2 separate regions of the Homo sapiens genome follow, and region 2 is linked to region 1. A link is an interaction called in ENCODE POLR2A ChIA-PET data of the cell type or tissue named here. Cell type or tissue: OCI-LY7. All regions are shown on one strand. Links, peaks and the distances in the headings refer to the core of each region. The heading gives the core; the rest is flanking DNA.

Region 1 (8,983 bases), core at 678-8,677:
AATTATGTACAGTCACAATACAATTATCTCCCTATTTGGGTGTTATCTCCCCTGCCAGATCACCAATGCCTCAAATTGGGAGAGCACGGCTTCTGTTTATTGTTCATCCTTTGAAATGACTTAAAAGGAAGCTGAGTACACAGTTGACCCCCTAGCCAAGGGGATTGATAGTGGTCTCGGGCTGGGGAGAGGACTCTGTGATTCTTCCCAAAAGGTCACTCCCTATCCAGAATGATAAGTCCTCAGTTTTTAGAATGTAGTTGTTAGGTAAAGGGATTAATCCAGAGAAAGAGATTTTAAGGCTGCATCATTGATTTTATTGTTTTGGATAAGAACGTGGAATTGGCTTTTCTGTAAATTGAGTACATTATATAAGGCACAGGTTAAAGTGATCCTTCCACGTGAATTCTTTCATGGTTATTTGATTATTTTCAGAATATCTTGACATTTGAAAGGCATACAGACAAAAGCCAATCATGTAAATAATTGCATTTCTAAAACAGTCATCAGTCTTCTTTTACTTCACCATTTTTAACCATTTGGATTCAAAGCTGGATTTTATCTCAACTAAATAGAACAGCTAATATCCAATTTAATGTGCAACTGTAACCAGTCAGACCCAGAAATTTTGAATAGCATTTGTAACTTTTAATCACAAAATTAATGGCATTAAACTCTAACAGAATAGATTCCATTTGTTAATTTTTTCTAATCAAACTTCAGATATTTATCCATGCCTCAGGTGAGAAATGTCTCACCAGACACCCAGTTAAATGAAAAGTAAATCATACCTTTTTTTTTTTTTTTGAGACAGAGCCTTGCTCTGTCACCCAGGCTGGAGTGCAGTGGCGCGATCTCACTGGAGCTTGCTCACTGCAAGCTCTGCCTCCCGGGTTCACGCCATTCTCCTGCCTCAGCCTCCCGAGTAGCTGGAACTACAGGCACACACCACCATGCCCAGCTAATTTTTTTGTATTTTTAGTAGAGATGGGGTTTCACCATGTTAGCCAGGATGGTCTTGATCTCCTGACCTCGTGATCCACCCACCTCGGCCTCCCAAAGTGCTGGGATTACAGGTGTGAGCCACTGCACTCGGCCAGTAAATCATACCTTTTTAAAATAGCATTTCACATTAATTATACTTACTTAGTTAACACTGAGGTTATCTATTATTGCATAAGATACCGTTGATTTTAGTTGCATATCATATGCAGGTAACTGCTTGCTTGCTTGCTTTTTTTTTTTTTTTTTGAGATGGAGTTTTGCGCTTGTCACCCAGGCTGGAGTGCAATGGTTTGATCTCGGCTTGCTGCAACCTCCACCTCCTGGGTTCAAGCGATCGCCTGTCTCAGCCTTCCGAGTAGCTGAGATGACAGTGCATGCCATCACACCCGGCTAATTTTTGTATTTTTAGTAGAGACAGGGTTTCATCATATTGGTCAGGCTGGTCTCGAACTCCTGACCTCAGGTGATCCACCCATCTCGGCCTCCCAAAGTGCTGCTGGGATTACAGGTGCGAGCCACCGCTCCCAGCCACAAGTAATTGCTTTCTTTGTTCTTACCTAAAAGATAAGCCAAAGTAAAATAGAATATATTTACTACTTAACACCTATGAAACTAGATTGTTCTAATGTATAAAGGAAATTAACCAATATGTTTTATATATTATACAAATGTACAAATATTTTCCCGAGAATCTGGCAATGTTTCTAAAAAGCAGCTCATTCTTTGTTGTTGTTTTCTGATTATAAAAGCTAGTGAGTCAGTACCACTTCTGAAATGGCAGTCACTACATTAGGATCCTGCAGCAGTGATTCAGCACCAGATTAGTGACACTCTGCAGTGTTACTAGTTGTCACAAAGGGTAGATCAAAAAGTATAAAATTAATTAAAAACTATGTATGTGTACAGTTCTTCTAAAGGTCAGTTTTTCAAATCATATCCCCAGCCATGAATATTTTTATATCCTTTTACCTGATGATCTCATTCCTTAAAATTATAAGTAATTAATTTTTTAAAAGCTATATGTGTATATGTGATTATCCAACTGTTTCTAAAGATTAAATATTAAAAACAACCAAAATCAGCAAATGAGCAGTGACAAAGTTTATAAGATGGAATATTAATAATTGGTGGACTTGATTATAAGTAGAAAGACCAAAACTATGCAAGGGTAACTATAGGCTATCAAGTGACAAAAAGAATGCAAAATTATATGATACTATGATTACAACTATGTATTTAAGGAGTTAAATGAAAATTTATTGTGTTAGAGTTAGAGTGTGGAGTTTTTTTGTTTTGTTTTTTTTTTTTAAGAAGGAGTCTCGCTCTGTTGCCCAGGCTGGAGTGCAGTGGCGCAATCTCGGCTCACTGCAACCTCTGCCCCCCAACAAGGTTCAAGCGATTCTTCTGCCTCAGCCTCCTGAGTAGCTGGGATTACAGGATCCTGCCACTACACCCAGCTAATTTTTGTATAGCAGCAGAGACGGGTTTCGCCATTTTGGCCAGGCTGGTCTAGAACTCCTGACCTCAGGCCGTCTACCTGCCTCGGCCTCCCAAACTGCTAGGATTATAGGTGTGAGCCACTGTACCCAGCCAGAATGTGGATTTTTTAAATTTTGTTTTCTTCATGTTGTTACGAAGTTGTCTAATACATTTCTAACATCTTTTTGTTATATCAGCACTTTATGGAGGACTAGAAGGCATCAGTCCATATCCCCAAAATATGGTGTCTTGTTGTACTGTGGTGCCTCTTAACAAATGATTGTATTCATTTGTGGCCTTCTAAAAGAGTGACTGCTTTTCTGAGAGTCTTTTACCTACTCCCAGAAAGTTATTTACTCTGTGGGACAGTTCATTCTGTTGCATCTTATCTGAGTACTTAAAGCCCCAAGGAAGAAGATGATATTTGCCAGTACATAAACTGACATTTTGGCACCTAATCTTTGACTTTAAGAAGAACCAGAGGACCCTTGATGGTTCCAGTGAGCCCTGGGTCTTCTGTGCTTTCGTGGCGAAGGCCTCTTTCAGAGGACACACCACGGCAGCCCCTGCTCCTCAAGTCTCAGAAGGCCTGAACCCATGGTAGCTGGAAATAATAGCTTGACATTCCTCCCTCATTTTAAACTGTGATTTTTTTTTTAAACACTCTTCTTGACCTTTTCTTTGAAGGAGGAACAAAACAGGGAAAACATTGCTCTTCAGTACACTAGTGAATTATTTTGACAATGGCAGTCTCCCGAAACAGGCTACCATGTCATCCCTACGCTTTTCTCTTGTGTGTCTTTGATTGGGTGTCATTGCCAGTCCTTACAGAAATTGGCTTCTGGCCCCCAATAGTCACTGTCTATCGGCAGGACCTATCACATAATTGCTATCTTGAAAGCACCATCTGGGCAGCTCAGTGTTTAAAAAAAAAAAAAAAAAAGGCAGACCTCCTTATTGACTTGAAAGAGCTTACAGTCTGCTTGTAAACAGAAGACATGAAATGACTGAAGAATGTTCTCAAAGCTCAACATGAACAAGTCACATTACAGACATTTGAACTGAACTGAATGCTGAAGGACCTTGAACAAATGAGCATCTGGGTCAGATTAGCTAGGCAGATGGCACTGGGTGCCCAAATGGAGTGAGCATGCATGGAAGAAAAAGTGAAGGCCCAGGCACTCATTTAGAGGGGAGGAGTTTGGTAATATAATGAGGATAAAGAATGCTTGTAGATTTCTGGTTAGTGAGTAGTAGAATAAAAATTGTGACTAAGCACCATGGGTGGATGGATGGATGGATGGATGGATGGATGGATGGATGGATGGATGGATGTGGCCAGGAGGCTGAAGGCAGTGCTCTATCCAGGAGAGCCAGGTCAGCGCATGCATAGCTAGGGCATAAGCTAAGAAAATGGGGAAGACACAGCAAATTCCTGATACTTTACATAAAAGGAGTTTGTTGGGTTTTATTTTAAAAGTGTTGAATGTGAGATAAAAAAGAAGAAGGGTTGGGATCCCTAATGTAGATGAATAGCTTTGTTTCAGGTCCGCCCTTCTGGGCACAGCGGGTCACACCTGTAATCCCAGCACTTTGGGAGACCAAGGCAGGAGGATTGCTTGAGCCCAGGAGTTCAATACCAGCCTGGGCAACATAGTAAGACCTCCATCTCTGTAAAAAATTCAAAAATCAACCTGGCATAGTGGCATGCAACTGCAGTCCCCGCTACTCAGGAGGCTGAGGTGGGAGGACCACCTAAGCGCAGGAGGTCTAGGCTGCAGGGAGCCATGATTGTACCACTGCATTCCAGCCTGGGTGACAGAGCAAGACCCTGTCTAAAAAAAAAAAAAAAAAGAGAGAGAAAGAAGAAGGGTAACCAAGGAAAGAGCTGGAAGGAATTTTAAGCCTTTGGAAACTGTTGTTATGGTGGTGTTAGAGACACTCTGTATTAAGGTCAGAGGAAGGAGTCTGAGCGCTTGTTGGTATGTTGTAAATAGCTGATATCTGTAGGATGTCTATGCAAATGATTAAGGTAAAAAAATAGGGAGCAGTTAGTAGCAGAGATTAGGTTTTTTGATCATTTCTGCTTTGGCTGAATTAATATACAGAAGGAAAAACTAGTTGAAAGTCAAAGGGGCACCTAAGTTAATGGTGGAGAGTGAGAAAAGAGACAGCAGAGAAATTTAGGGCTACAGTACAGCTCAGAGCCACTCACTACCAAAAGAAGAGACCAGCGGAGGTGGCCCTCGTTGTCCCCTGAAAGGGATGTTGCGCCATAGCAGGAAGGGTGGAAGCCATGTGGGAGGAATAAAAATCAAGGGTTTGCAGGAGAAAAATCCTCAAGCTACTTTTTTTTTTTGAGACAGTCTCACTGTGTTGCCCCGGCTGGAGTGCAATGGCTTGATCTCGGCTCACTGTAAACTCTGCCTCCCAGGTTCAAGCGATTCTCCTGCCTCAGCCTCCCTAGTAGCTGGGATTACAGGCACCCACCACCATGCCCGGCTAATTTTATATTTTTAGTAGAGATGGGGTTTTGCCGTGTTGGTCAGGCTGGTCTCGAACTCCTGACCTCAGGTGATCCACCTGCCTTGGCCTCCCAAAGTTGCTGGGATTACAGGCTTGAGCCACTATACCCAACCCCTCAAGCTACTTATTGTAGTTGAGAAAGAAGGGTGCGGATGACAGGAAAAATAAGTAGATGAATGCAAAGTGAGATTAACATGAGATATTTGGTTGGTTGGTTGGTTGGTTTGCTTGCTTGTTTGTTTGACTTCAGGAGAAACCTGGATCAGATTGGGCATGAGGGGAGGACGCTGAAGCGAGATGACCAAGTGTGAGAGGAGGGTCGTCAGGGACTCGGTACCAAGCGTGGGGGCAGAGTCCTCCTTGAAGAATGGCCCCTTGGCCCAGGCCTCTGGGGTTTGATCCCTGGTCACCCTGTATGTGGACACTGGCTTGGCAGAAGTCGAGGACAAGAATATTTCTGAGAGCTGGTGAAGGAAGACTCGTGGGCCGGCATTATGGGTGGGCTTCGGGAAAGCAGGAGATAGAATTGAGGAAGTTCCTGGCTAGTTCCTTCTCCTTGCTCAGTCTGTCTCCAGCTTCAAAGGTCAGCACTGTGGAGAGTGCTAAAGTCTCAAGGTTAAATTTTACCCCAGAGTCTAATTGAATTTAACTTTTACATTTTGTTTGTTTGTTTCTAATGTCTCAAAAGCCTGTTTTACCCAAAGCTATTTACAGTTGCCGTTGGGTTGGGATCCCTAACGTAGATGAATAGCTTTGTTTCAGGTCTGCCCTGCCTGGAGCCCCTCCTTCCCACCAGTTACCTTTATGGTTACATATGGTTTGGCATAGAATACCAGTAAAATACCAGTAGACACAGCTGAGGTGCTCTTTTTTGTTTCTGAAGGATTTTCAGTATAGTGTCATATCCGAACGTCAGGACAGTGGAGGAAGCCCACGAGGCCTCCAGCTCATCAGTGGCAGAGCCAGCATTCAGGGCCCCTGTGACTCTCCAGCTGCATTGCACTGCTGCCCCTGAGCTGTAAACCCGCTTCCTAGTTAGGAAGAAAGCTGAATTAGGTGATCTCCAGTCCAGCCTTCCAAGTAAGGCTTCTGTGAATCCATGGCTGTAAGCATTTGAATGAATGTCGTATAAAGAAGGTGAAGGTCAGTGGAGACCAGAACTGGGAGGAGAAGCTTCATGGTGGAGGGGACTTGAAGTGCACTCTGAAAGGCCAGTGGGCATGAGAAGGGCAGGATGCAGGGAGAGTTCCTGGGCTGAGGGAAGTGTGAGCAGGAATTAGTGTCGAAGGTCATGGACAGAAAGGAGCTGGCCTGAAACCCAGTCAGAGGCCATGGTGGCCAGTGGGAAGGTGGGGTCTGATGATGGAGAGCCCTGATAGTCAGAGACAGGACTTGGATAGTGTCAGGAATGTCTGAACAGCAGGGCAACATGAAGAAAGTGGCATTTTAGGCCAGGCACGATGGCTCATGCCTGTAATCCCAGCACTTTGGGAGGCCGAGGCAGGCAAATCACTTGAGGTCAGGAGTTCGAGACCAGCCTGGCCAGCATGTGAAACCCCATCTTTACTAAAAATACAAAGATTAGCTGGGTGTGGTGGCGTGCACCTGTAATCCCAGCTACTTTGAAGGCTGAGGTAGGAGTAACGCTTGAACCCAGGAGGTGGAGGTTGCAGTGAGCCGAGATCACGCCACTGTGCTCCAGCCTGGGTGACAGAGCGAGACTCCGTCTCAAAAAAAAAAAAAAAAAAAAGTGGTGTTTTAGGAAACTTCGCCTGGCAGTCGTACACAGGAGAGACAGCTAGGGACAGGCTTGTACACCCCTGGTATATGGCCCGAGTGGTAAACTCAACCTGAATGTGATTGATTCCCAAGGAAATTTCTTACAGGATTTCTTTGGCAAGTGGTTTATAAGCAACGATAGAAAGACCACAGGGTACCCATGTGACCTCACTGAGGAAAAAGGCATGCCAAATGAATCCCATTTATTTTCTTCATAACATTCTCAGAGAGTTCTGGCAGGGAAATAACAGACAAATCCTTACCTTTATACAGTGCTTTCCTGCTAAAAGTACATTCTAAATTTCAACTAGGCACTTGACAAGTGTGTGAAATTCTGTGAGCAAGATGGAGAAACATAGATTGGAGAGTGGTGCCGCTGGCTGGATGTTAGCTAAGGACTATACTCAAAGAGCATGGATTAAAGAGGGCGAGGTCCCTTGTAGATGCTGCAAAAATCTATGTGAGTGAATTGAATGAAGACATAAAAGGCTTTTTAGCACGTTTGTGGGTAACACCCTTTGGAAGAATAAAGAAGATCTCAGTAGAGGTCAGAAGCCAAGCTAAACATATAACAGTTGGTGAGAATAATGTAGTCTTAGCAAGTGTATTTTAATAATCAATTAATGTGAAAAACCTGAAATAATATTAAAAGACTCTGGGAGGAGGGAAAGGCTTTGGGGGAGATAGTTATGTAAGGATGAATGGTTAGTATCAGGTGGCTGTCAAAAGGGTTAATGCAATCTTAGGAGAGTAAGAAAAGCATAGTATTTAGAGCAAGCTTGTCCAGCCTGCAGGCTGCATGCAGCCCAGGACAGCTTTGAATGTGGCTCAACACAAATTCCTAAACTTCCTTAAAACATATGAGATTTTTTTGTGTGTGTGATTTTTTTTTAACTAATCAGCTATCATTAGTGTTAGTGTATTTTATGTGTGATGCAAGACAATTCTTACTCTGATTAGCACAAGGGAGATAATGGCCCCATTGTGTTATGTTACATTTGGGACATTTTTATGTTCATTGTATTGTGGGTGGGCTGTTATACTTTTGATGTGAAGGGTAGTAGAAGGATCTGGGGATATGTTTCAGCATGGAGAAGAAAGGAGAAGACCCCAAGGTTCATGACCACTGTCTTCAAGTATGTAAAAGGTTGCCATGTTGAAGACACCACAGATGGGTAGACTTATCCTGCACTTCTCCAGTGGGCATACTTAGGGCATTCTAAGCTAGGCAGATGTTAGACTTCATGAGCAGCTCACCAGTGGAGAGCAAAACAGGTTTGGTGTACAGCTGTCAGGGATTCTGTAGAAGAGACGCTTATATTGGGTGTCGGATTGTTCTCCAGGGTTTCTAGTGTGTTAAGTATTATCCAGTGGTGTGCTGGAGCCAGTTCATACCAGCTTGCAGGAGCTGGTTGTTAAATAATGAGGATTTTTAAGGGCTAGTAGTTAAAATGTTGTTTGCTTGAAATGGGCCATGGAAGCAGTATTTATACCAAGGAAATTGGCAATAGATCAACCCCACCCCACCCCACCCCTACCCAGTGTCAGCATGCCAGCATACCACCAGTATTATCCATAATAAAAAGGTGTCTTTTAGAGGCCGGGAGTCTCTGGAATGTGGAAGAGCAGACGGGTGTGGGAACATCCACGTGCGTGTTCTTTGGAGTTTTCAGATTCTGTTTCCTTGTTAATGGTGCGTAGCTCCCCTTTTGTGCTCATACCACTTCCTATCTCCTGCCAAGATCTGGGGCCTGTGAGTTTCTCTGTCTCTGGATCTGCCAGGAAAACGCAGATATCTTCTGTTGCTTGGAATAATTCTTTCCTTGTTACGTATCTAGACTGGCTAGCCCTCTGTGAGAGGTGCCTCCCACCTCATTCTCAGCACTAGCCTCAAGGACTGTGAATATCAGATGAATTCAACCAGTGAAATAGGATTTGGAAACACCTGGGCTGTTGAGAACAAGTGATTGTAGGAGTAAGGTCCAACCCACAAATATAACAAAGCCCCGCAGGCCATATGGCAATAACAGCCCAACCGATGGGGCCTTTGGGTTGACCTCAGATCAGCCTCTGTCCCCATGCTGCCTGGGCAGAGAGCAAACAATGACTTTATTTCTGTCACTTTTATCTCCCTTATTTCTTTGTAAAAAGGATTTAAATAAAGTCTGAGTCATGCTGTAACCAGGAAAAGCAA
Region 2 (8,983 bases), core at 200-8,199, 100 kb before region 1:
AAGGGCAGTTGGAACTCCCTGAGTGACCAATTCCAGTATTCTATTAACCTGATTGTCAAGAAATTCCTGGGCCTGGCTGAAATCTCGCCTGCTGTCATTCAAACTTGTTTTCTTTTACTCAATTCCTTTCTCTAAAACCTTTCATATACTTAAAGATAATAACTGGGTCTCTTTAGCTTTTTCCTCACAGAGCCGGTTTTGTGTCACTGAAAGCATCTCCTTTCTCTCTTCTGAACTCTCTCTAGTTTCTCCCTATTTAAAAAAATGGTGGCAGTTAAAACTGAATACAGCTCTTTAATAATGTTCTCATTAGTACCGCATATAAGAGAAAAACGACTTCAGGGTTCTTGCATCATCGTGAACCCCTGGAGGGCAGGAACCATGTCTGATTCATCTTTGTCCCCTACAATAGCCGTGCAGTTCCTTAAACCTAGTAGGCGCTTCATAAATATTTCTGGAATTGACTGTTCCTTTTAATGCATCTAAGTTATAACTTACGCAGCCCTGGATTGGTGACTCATCTGTAGCTCGCATTCATTTCGGCCGTCTTTATTTTTCTTGTACTTGTATCTGGCATCCCTCACCCCAACAAAGCCACCTTCTGCTTGACTCCACTGATCACTTTGCATTTCACCCCTCAACTTCCAACTCTTTAGAATCTTGCTTAATTATCTCCCGTAGATCTGACAAACAGAATGCAGAGGCCATAAGTATAAAAACTTGAACTACACTTGAAAGAAGAGCAAGCACACAGAAGAATCTTGATGATTCAGAGCAGTGTCAGGTCATCCTCATTTAGAAGGGACCGTTTGTCAAATTCGTTATAGATTCTGAGTCAGCTAAAGCCATACCTGTTTTACTAGGTTCTCCAAGGTGAGTGAGCTAGGTGTTTATGAGAGTGGTTACAAGTCAGACTTTCAGAGGGTAGTCCTCCCTCTCTTTGGTTTAAAGCCAATGGAAAAGGCAAAAGATGTAATGAACGACATCACTGCAGGTTGTGTTTTTTCTGACAGATATCTTTGCCCTTAGAAAGCAAGCTAGTAAAATCATTGCCAAAAAAGAAAAGGCAGAAAACCTTTGAAACTCCAAAATATCTTTGTGGTTTTATAGCTACTTATTTCTGAATACAGCATTGAACAAATTTGTAATGTTTTTGACAGTAGTCTGTTTTAACAATTCTTGCCTAAGTACTTTTGCCTTAGTAGGTTCTGATCAATTAAATGCCACTGTGTTTAAGCAGAATTAAGATTGATCAATTCTTCTGCATGTGTTAATGCTGTCGACTCTATAAAAACCTTTGTCACAAAAAGAATGCAGCCTAATATGTGAGTGGACAAGGGTATTTTTCCTCCAGGTGGTTCTGTCCATCCGCAGTGAGAGATCACCATAGAACCTTCCATGACATTGACTACGAAAGCACTTCTGGCTTCACACAGTCACAGATTTGCATCTTGAAGAACAAAGGGTTTGTTTGTGTATTTTTACCATTTTCCTTCACACTAATATTTCCCTGTTGATTCAACCTATGGAATCGTTATTCCCAAGTAAAATCATTCGTCCAAGGGCTTATGATAAGAAGCCAGCTCTATACAATATAGAACTTATAGTTTCATAGCATTAAGGAAGCAAATTTTAATGGTGTTTGTGCCTGGATTTCTGTTAAAAGTCACAGGGTTATAATGCCGAGGTTGTGAGTATTAAATTAAAAAATTTTAAAAAGTCACAGGGCAGGGAGATTTGGAAAACTCCAGCTTATTGCCGATTGTGGAAATGTGTTCTTTTAAAATTTGTTTATTTTGTATCTAATGAAAGATTTATAGGGCTCTGACAAAAACCAGCATGTACGTTTTTGAAACTGTACAGAAAGACAGCAAGTTACACCTTCCTGAATTCTGTGTCACGGCATCTACTCACCAGAATCTGAGCGGATAGCAGGGACTTCTGGAGGATAGTAAGTGTCAGGGGAACTCGTGACAGGGAGAAGGAGCACCAAGAGAGAATGCACACGTGCTTTCGGCCTTTTCCCCTGAACCACTCACCTCTGCAGCTCCAGCACAGTGTCATTACTATTATTCATTAAGTGTGACCTGTACCATCAGGAAAAGATTCATCAGTTTCATTATGTTCTGTTAACTGAGCCTGGGAGGTTCTCTAATGTATTACAGAAATGCTTCCACTAGTCAGTGGTTAAAGAAATTCTTTCATTTGCTTGTTACAGTGATGTACTCCAAAGAGGATTTAAGGCTGCTTAAATGGTTAAGTTTCTGGTAGAGAGGGAAATTAATTTATGTAGATCAATTTTGTGGATAGCTTCTTTCCAAGGATGTCGGATAAATGAGGTATTCCTATAGAAAGAGACAACAGCAATAGGCAAAGCTCTGGTGTTGGCTTAACAAGGTGAATAAGCAGAGTGCATAATGGAATTCATTTGCAAAGTAATTTTTGCTTGGCTGGAGTGGTAAGCACAAAATAGACTAGCAGATGAGAATGGTAAGTGTTTGGGATCAGTTGTTAAAAGGTTTAAAAGGGGTTCTAATTCAAGTGACATTTTGTGGTGTGGAGAAGGGGACCGATATTATCAGAATGATACTTGAACAAGGTAATTTTTACTGGCCTGGGTATAATAGAAGGAACCAGACAGCCAGGGGTGGGCCATGCTGGTAGGCCTTGTGGTGCGGTGGAAGGCACTGCGGCCGTGGAGATGGAGGTGGGCCATGCTGGGAGGCCTTGTGGTGCGGTGGAAGGCACTGCGGCCGTGGAGTTGGGGCAGGGCTGCTGTTGGGGTGGTGCAGGAGAACACGCATCGAGCACTTGTCGGCTTGCCTGGTCCAGAGGTTCAATAAATGTTGGTTTCTTTTTGCTTTCCTCCCCACACCTTATGGCAGTGATCTAGGATCAGGAAAACTTGCTGGGATTGGCAATACCATGATGTTCTGTTTTTCTAAAGAATCTCTTTTTGTAGGCTCACTCGCATTTCACAGAATCTGACTGGGTCATAGTATAACCCTGGTGGGGTCTTCATGCGTTATTATTCAGTCTTTGACACATGAGAATCTGAGGCCAGAGCAATGAAGAGGCTGTTCCAATGTTATGTGTGCTGGGGGAGCAGAGCTAGGGCTCTTCCTCTCCCTTCCCCTGTAGCAGTGTGCACAGAAGCCCCAGAACACTCCAGAATGCCGAGTGGAGCTTTGCTAGGCTGCACTGCCAGGTGGGGCTCCAGGTATAGTGGTTCCTACCAGGCTGTCAGAGCCACTTCCTTTTTCCCCAGAGGCATACGGAAGCTCCTGAGTTCTGGTTCTCGTGGTCCCCTTGCAGCCCACAGTGCTACACTGAGCCCCTCCTGCAGGGAGTGTTTCCCTCTGTCCCAAGGAAAGCAAGGCCACAGTGCCCTCAGTGGTTCCTTGTGTTTCCCTGAGAAAGTTCACAGCTTGTCACCATGAGCTACTTAATAACAACAACAACAAAAATCACAGGAGAGAAGTCAGTACGATCATGATGAGTTTCACAGAACCTCAAAGCACTTTTAAGTCATTAAGCAGCTTTAAAAAAAAAACTGATTTCCCAAGGTACAGTTTAAAGTCATTTTATCTCTTTGACATCACCAAAACTTGAGCCCTGCCTCTTGTCTCCAGGCATGACAGTCTGACCTCAGATAGGGTCCTGTTGTAGTCTCTGTCTGGGGCTACTCCCCACCTGCCTGGGAAGCATTTCAGTCCAGATGAGCAGCATTTGAAATTAGTTGAACACTCAGACTTTCACGGTTATAAGACACAAACTAGGGAGTGAGCTTGCCCTGACATTTGTGGGTCTTGGGTCAAGAGTGTGAAGCGAGGCCCCCAGTCTGCCATCCACCCAATTCTCTCTCTCTACTCCTGGTCTGTGTGTCCAAGCTGCGACCACTCCCACCTCCGCTTGGAACTGGGGTGCCTCTTGCCCACCTTCCAGGTCTACATGTACACCCACAGGCCCTGGGAAAGGGCCTGGAAGCAGGCATGAAGCCTTTTGGGCAGGGAATCTCATGGCCCCAGGGACCCAGAGCCTGGTCTTGAAGAAGAGGGTGGGTGCTCAGCCTATGAATGGGCACAGCCCATGTTGGGAGGGGTGAGCTTGGGCCTTGACCCAATGAGGTTCAGGGCTTGAGCCCTTGTTGCCCTGTCCTAAAGGCAGTACTGATAAGGGGACACCTTGCTTCAAAAACTGAAGCAACAAAGGCAACTTGAAATGTTTCCTGTTTATATGGCTGGTGGTTGCATTTCTGCATCCTCTGCTCTCCTTTTCCTCCTCAACCTTGGTCTCATACATATGATTGCTTCCTAAAGCAAAGCTGATGAAACTGACCCATTTCCTGTTGCTTGCCAAAGTAGTTCAGTAACCAGTATGTTCCTTCTGCTGGTGAAACCTGACAGAGAACCTGGTAATTCTGACAGCTGTTATGTTTTGTGGGTTTCAGCCACTGACTTCCATGGCCTCTCCTACCATCCTTCTTTGATGGCGTCTCTGCTCTCTGCTTCCACCTATTTATTTTTTCCCACTTGTCTACCCACAGAGCCAGGCTCCCTTACCTACCTGTTTATTCTTTGACTGTGTGTTCCTTGAGCGTGTATTTGCCTTGTTTTACTTGTAGGTGTGAAGGTCTAAGTGGATGTACACACAGAACCTTCTTTGGGGTGTATTTGTGTAAGGGACTGTCTGGAAGAAGTGGTTCTTCAACCTTTTTGCCCTTCAGTTCTCTGGAGGGCTTGTTACAACAGATTGCTGGGTTTCACCCCCAGAGTCTCTAATTCAGTAGGTCTGTGGTAGGCTTGAGCATTTGCATTTCCAGTTGAGGACCATTGTTTTGGAAGAGTACATTCAGAACAAAAAGTCAGAAATATTTAGAATCAGATGGTGGTTGTTTTGGTGAAAGCTTTTCTTGGATGTGAGAGAGTCAGGGACCTGGCCTTAGCATTCTTCGCAATTCTACTGCCTTTTGTGGCTGTGACTTCCAGAAGCCATAGGCACATGCAGATCCAGCCTCCGACTTCCTCTCCTCTCACCTGCCTTCACATCTTCTCAGGGAAGGTCACAAAGTGCAGGAGCCACTTTCTCTTGTTCATTCAGAGCCAGCTGGTCTGTGTAGTTCATCCAGTTTGGTCTTGGGGCCCCAGAATAAAATGGGCCAAATATCATCCTCACAATAGTAATACACTATTATTAACTAATATTTAAGAGCTCTATGATTTTCTCCATTTACAGAAGAGGAAATTGAGGCTTAGAGATATGAAATAATGTATGCAAGGACTCATAACAAGTAATTGGTAGAGCCAGAGTTTGAACCTCAGTCCACTTGTCGCCAGCGCATGCCCTTATCTTCACTGGCAGGCCACCCTGCTTCTTGCAGGTAAGTTAGAGTGATCCATGCCATGTGCAAGACTGACTCCGGTAAGAAGGATCTGGGATCCTCCTTGGAAAAGAGGCAATCAAGCTGGAGACCGAAGGTGCTAACACAGATTTCTGTGACACTCTTGTTCCATTTGTCCTGTTCATCAAACAGGGTCAAGTGAGGTGGTGAATGTACAGCACTTGGACCTGTGGCTGGCATGTAGGAATGTGGTAGAGGGCAGCCAAGCCATGAGTCCCCTTTGAGAGCAAAACATATCAAATATTCAGGAATACTCTTACTGAGACCTCTAAGGAAAAACATGTTATGGGAAGATGATCATAACAGCTAATACCGCACACTTGCTATTGCCAGTTCTGCACTAAGATTTTACATGTGTGAATTCATTGAATCCCTGTAGTAACACTCAAAAGAGGTTCCACTTCCACAGTGTTACACAGAGGCACAGGCAGGTGAGGCAGCTCCTGAGTGCAGAGATGGGATCGACTCCAGGCAGTCTGAGTCCAGAGCTGACTCCTGACCACCAGCTGCACAGTAGAGACTCTTCCTCATCCCTCCTAGATGAGAGAGGGCAACTTGTAAATACATTGGTTCTTCTCCAAGTATCAATGGTCTTTGTTTTCATCAAAATCTGGATAAGTATTTTAAAACTTGAGAGACCAATTTCTGTTGCTTTTCTTGAAAGATAAGGTGGTAGGACATAGGTTAGGCATGGACCATAAGAGTGGTGAAGGGGTTAGCTCTATCCAGTGTCAAACCATAATGCTTCAAATCTGGGACAAAATTTGACAGACCCATCCATGGGGCAGAAGGGGGGAGGCAGATTTCAGGTTCCATAGTCTGTGAGCATTTAACAGAAGATGGAGGAGGTGCTGTGAGGCCATGGGGAAAGGAAGGCTGATTACCTGAATGGGAATGGGACTATATGAGAGCAATCTGAAAAATCTCAGTGGGTATCATCACCTCACATCATTACACCAATGTAAATTCTGCCTGATTAAAATGTGAGGTTTGACAAAAATATGTTCAAAATACATTCAGTGTTCTGGGGACTCTCCTAGGTGCCAAGTGTACAGCATTGAGCAAAACAGATAAAATTCCTGCCCTGAAGCAGCTTGCGTTTTAGCAGATAAAGACAAACGTTCCACTTTTTTACAAAGCTTTTTACAAAAGCTTGAAGGAAATGGAAGTGGATATTTATTAAACCTCTGGAGGAGTTGAAATTTCTAAGATTAGAAGCTGTAGATGAACTCACAGAGGAAAATATTATTAGTCTTGTCAGCATAAACATTCCCCAAATGTTAAGGTTATTTACTATCATGAGTTATTCCTCAGTGTAATTCTATGTAACATTGAGGTTTGTCTAGATGTTAGGATAGGTCCTCCAAAGTAGATATACTAGGTCAAGGGATTTGAACATCTGTTGGGTTCTAGATACATCACCAGGTTAATTTCCTTGCCAAAGTTTAATTTTTTTTTTTTTTGAGACAGAGTCTCGCTCTGTCATCTAGACTGGAGTGTAGTGGCATGATCTCAGCTCACTGCAACCTCTGCCTCCTGGGTTCAAGAGATTCTCCTGCCTCAACTTCCTGATTAGCTGGGATTACAAGCACCCGCCACCATGCCCGGCTAATTTTTGTATTTTTAGTAGAGACAGCCTTTCACCATGTTGGCCAGGCTGGTCTCAAATTCCTGACTTCAGGTGATCCACCTGCCTCAGCCTCCCAAAGTGCTGGGATTACAGGCGTGAGCCACCACACCAAGCCTAAAGTATAATACTTTTATATTAAACAAATCAAACCACCAAGATGAAAAATTGAGTTAACCCACCTGTTTGTCTGGGTGCTGCTCTCAGGCCTGGGCCCTGCTGTCATTCTACCCCTCTCGCCAGGTGACATATCATTCCCAGGTTTTCAATGCTCCCTCTATCTGTTAGGGACTCCTAAAGTTGTATCTTTACCTAGACTTCTTTTTTCAGCTCCAGAGTCATAAAGCCATCAAGCTACTGGACCTCTCTCTTTGGATATCTCATCCTTAACACATTCAAAGGAAACATCTTGGTCAACCCCCTGAAATATACTGCTGTTCTGGAATTCTTTATTTCCATAAATGGCACCTTCTGTCACCCAGTAGTTCACATCAGAAACCCAGAGTCATCCTTGACTTTGTTTTACTTAACATTTAACCCATCACCAAATTGTATTGATTTTTGCCTCCCAGGTGTAGCCATTCTCATCATTCGCCATAGCTGTGTTCTCTAAAGTCGCCAGGAACACTGAATTAGTGAATACTGAATCATTACTCCTAAGGGAGATACAGAGTTAGGTTCCTGTGAGCCTCTGGTCATATTTCCATTGACTGATCAATACGTAGTATCAGTTTCGTTGGTGTAATAATGTTGTATGTTGGTAGATGTTGTACGTTGGTATAGCATTACATATGTTGGTGTGATGATGTTTTATGTGTGTTTCTGTTTAAACATATATCTTAGCATATAGTTTTGATTAACATCAAACTCATGCCCAACAGCACTATAACTCATGCCTGAACGAGCTTATCTAACACATGCGTTTCTCATAAGGCACATCACAGTCTTCTTGTGCTTAGGAGCACTAAGCAGCACTTTAGCACTGTGCTTGGGGACCATTTAAACAGCAAAATCACCAACAAAACACACCAAAATGCAAAAAAAATGTGGCACTATATAGACAGTTGAAAGGGTACTTGTTTATAGTATAAGAGCTGAAACAGGAAGGCAGAGTGTCACCATTGTGGAGCTCAGCTGGGAATGTGTGTGTTGACCAGCGCAACTTTTTTGCTGCTCTGCGCATGCGCAGGCATGACCAAAAGTGCTCTGAGTATTGACTTTGGGGTTACAAACACCTTTTAGTGAGTAGGTGAATTTGCAAATGTGGAATCCAGGAATAATGACGACAGACTGTTTATCGTGAAGCCATCCATTTCTGTCTCCACTGCCATCCCTTGTCTGGGGGTTGGCAAACTTTTTCTGTAAAGGTCCACGTGGTGCATATTTGAGGCTTTGCAGGCCATCTGGTCTCTGCCGCCGTTACTGAAGTTGTAGAGTGAAAGCTGCACAGACAATACATACACGAGTCACGTGGTGGGAGGGGCGTGTGGGGGGGGGGGCGTGTTCCGGCAAAATCTTACTCCTAAAAGCAGACTTGGGTTTGAATTTGGTGTCCAGTCTGTAGTTTGGATCCCTGTAGCTAGCCTAAGCCACCATAATGTCTCATCTGGACTGGCTTCCTGACTTGTCCCTCCATGCCTGTTCTTGACCTTCCCCAGCCAGTTTCCCATAGTGATATTAAGTGCACATTAGATTCTGTCACTGCCGTACTTCAGATGTCCAACTGCTTTCCATCACACTTGGAAGAAAATCCTGAATCCTGAACAGCATGGATCACAGCACAGTCCCGGCTTGCTTCTCTGATCTCCCTGGACACCAGTCTTCCCCTCTGTTTGCCCCATCCTGGCCTCTTTCAGTTCTGTGACTGTTCCCAGCTGTTTCCTGCTTCAGCACCCTTTCCCACACAACAGTCTTCCCTTCCTGGAATGTTCTCCTGCCTGGCAGCCTGGTTAATT

Evidence for each region. Peaks named below come from ENCODE experiments on the same cell type or tissue, not always from the same donor. Only the 100,000 strongest peaks of a DNase experiment are listed, where the experiment ranks them.
Region 2: POLR2A ChIA-PET joins it to region 1 with 12 read pairs; 11 of 35 experiments call an interaction of 5 or more read pairs at or near these places.

Annotation. Positions count from the first base shown.
Region 1 is chr7:139,660,395-139,669,377 of GRCh38, reverse strand. The region is part of intron 2 of HIPK2 (homeodomain interacting protein kinase 2); the gene reads left to right. Among named protein-coding and RNA genes, the nearest start is that of HIPK2, 110 kb to the left of the region's middle. In OCI-LY7, for the core only: no CTCF peak of the experiment used is centred there; no DNase peak of the experiment used is centred there.
Region 2 is chr7:139,763,017-139,771,999 of GRCh38, reverse strand. The region is part of intron 1 of HIPK2 (homeodomain interacting protein kinase 2); the gene reads left to right. Among named protein-coding and RNA genes, the nearest start is that of HIPK2, 10 kb to the left of the region's middle. In OCI-LY7, for the core only: no CTCF peak of the experiment used is centred there; a DNase peak (open chromatin) is centred at 4,329; H3K27ac peaks cover 1,118 bases.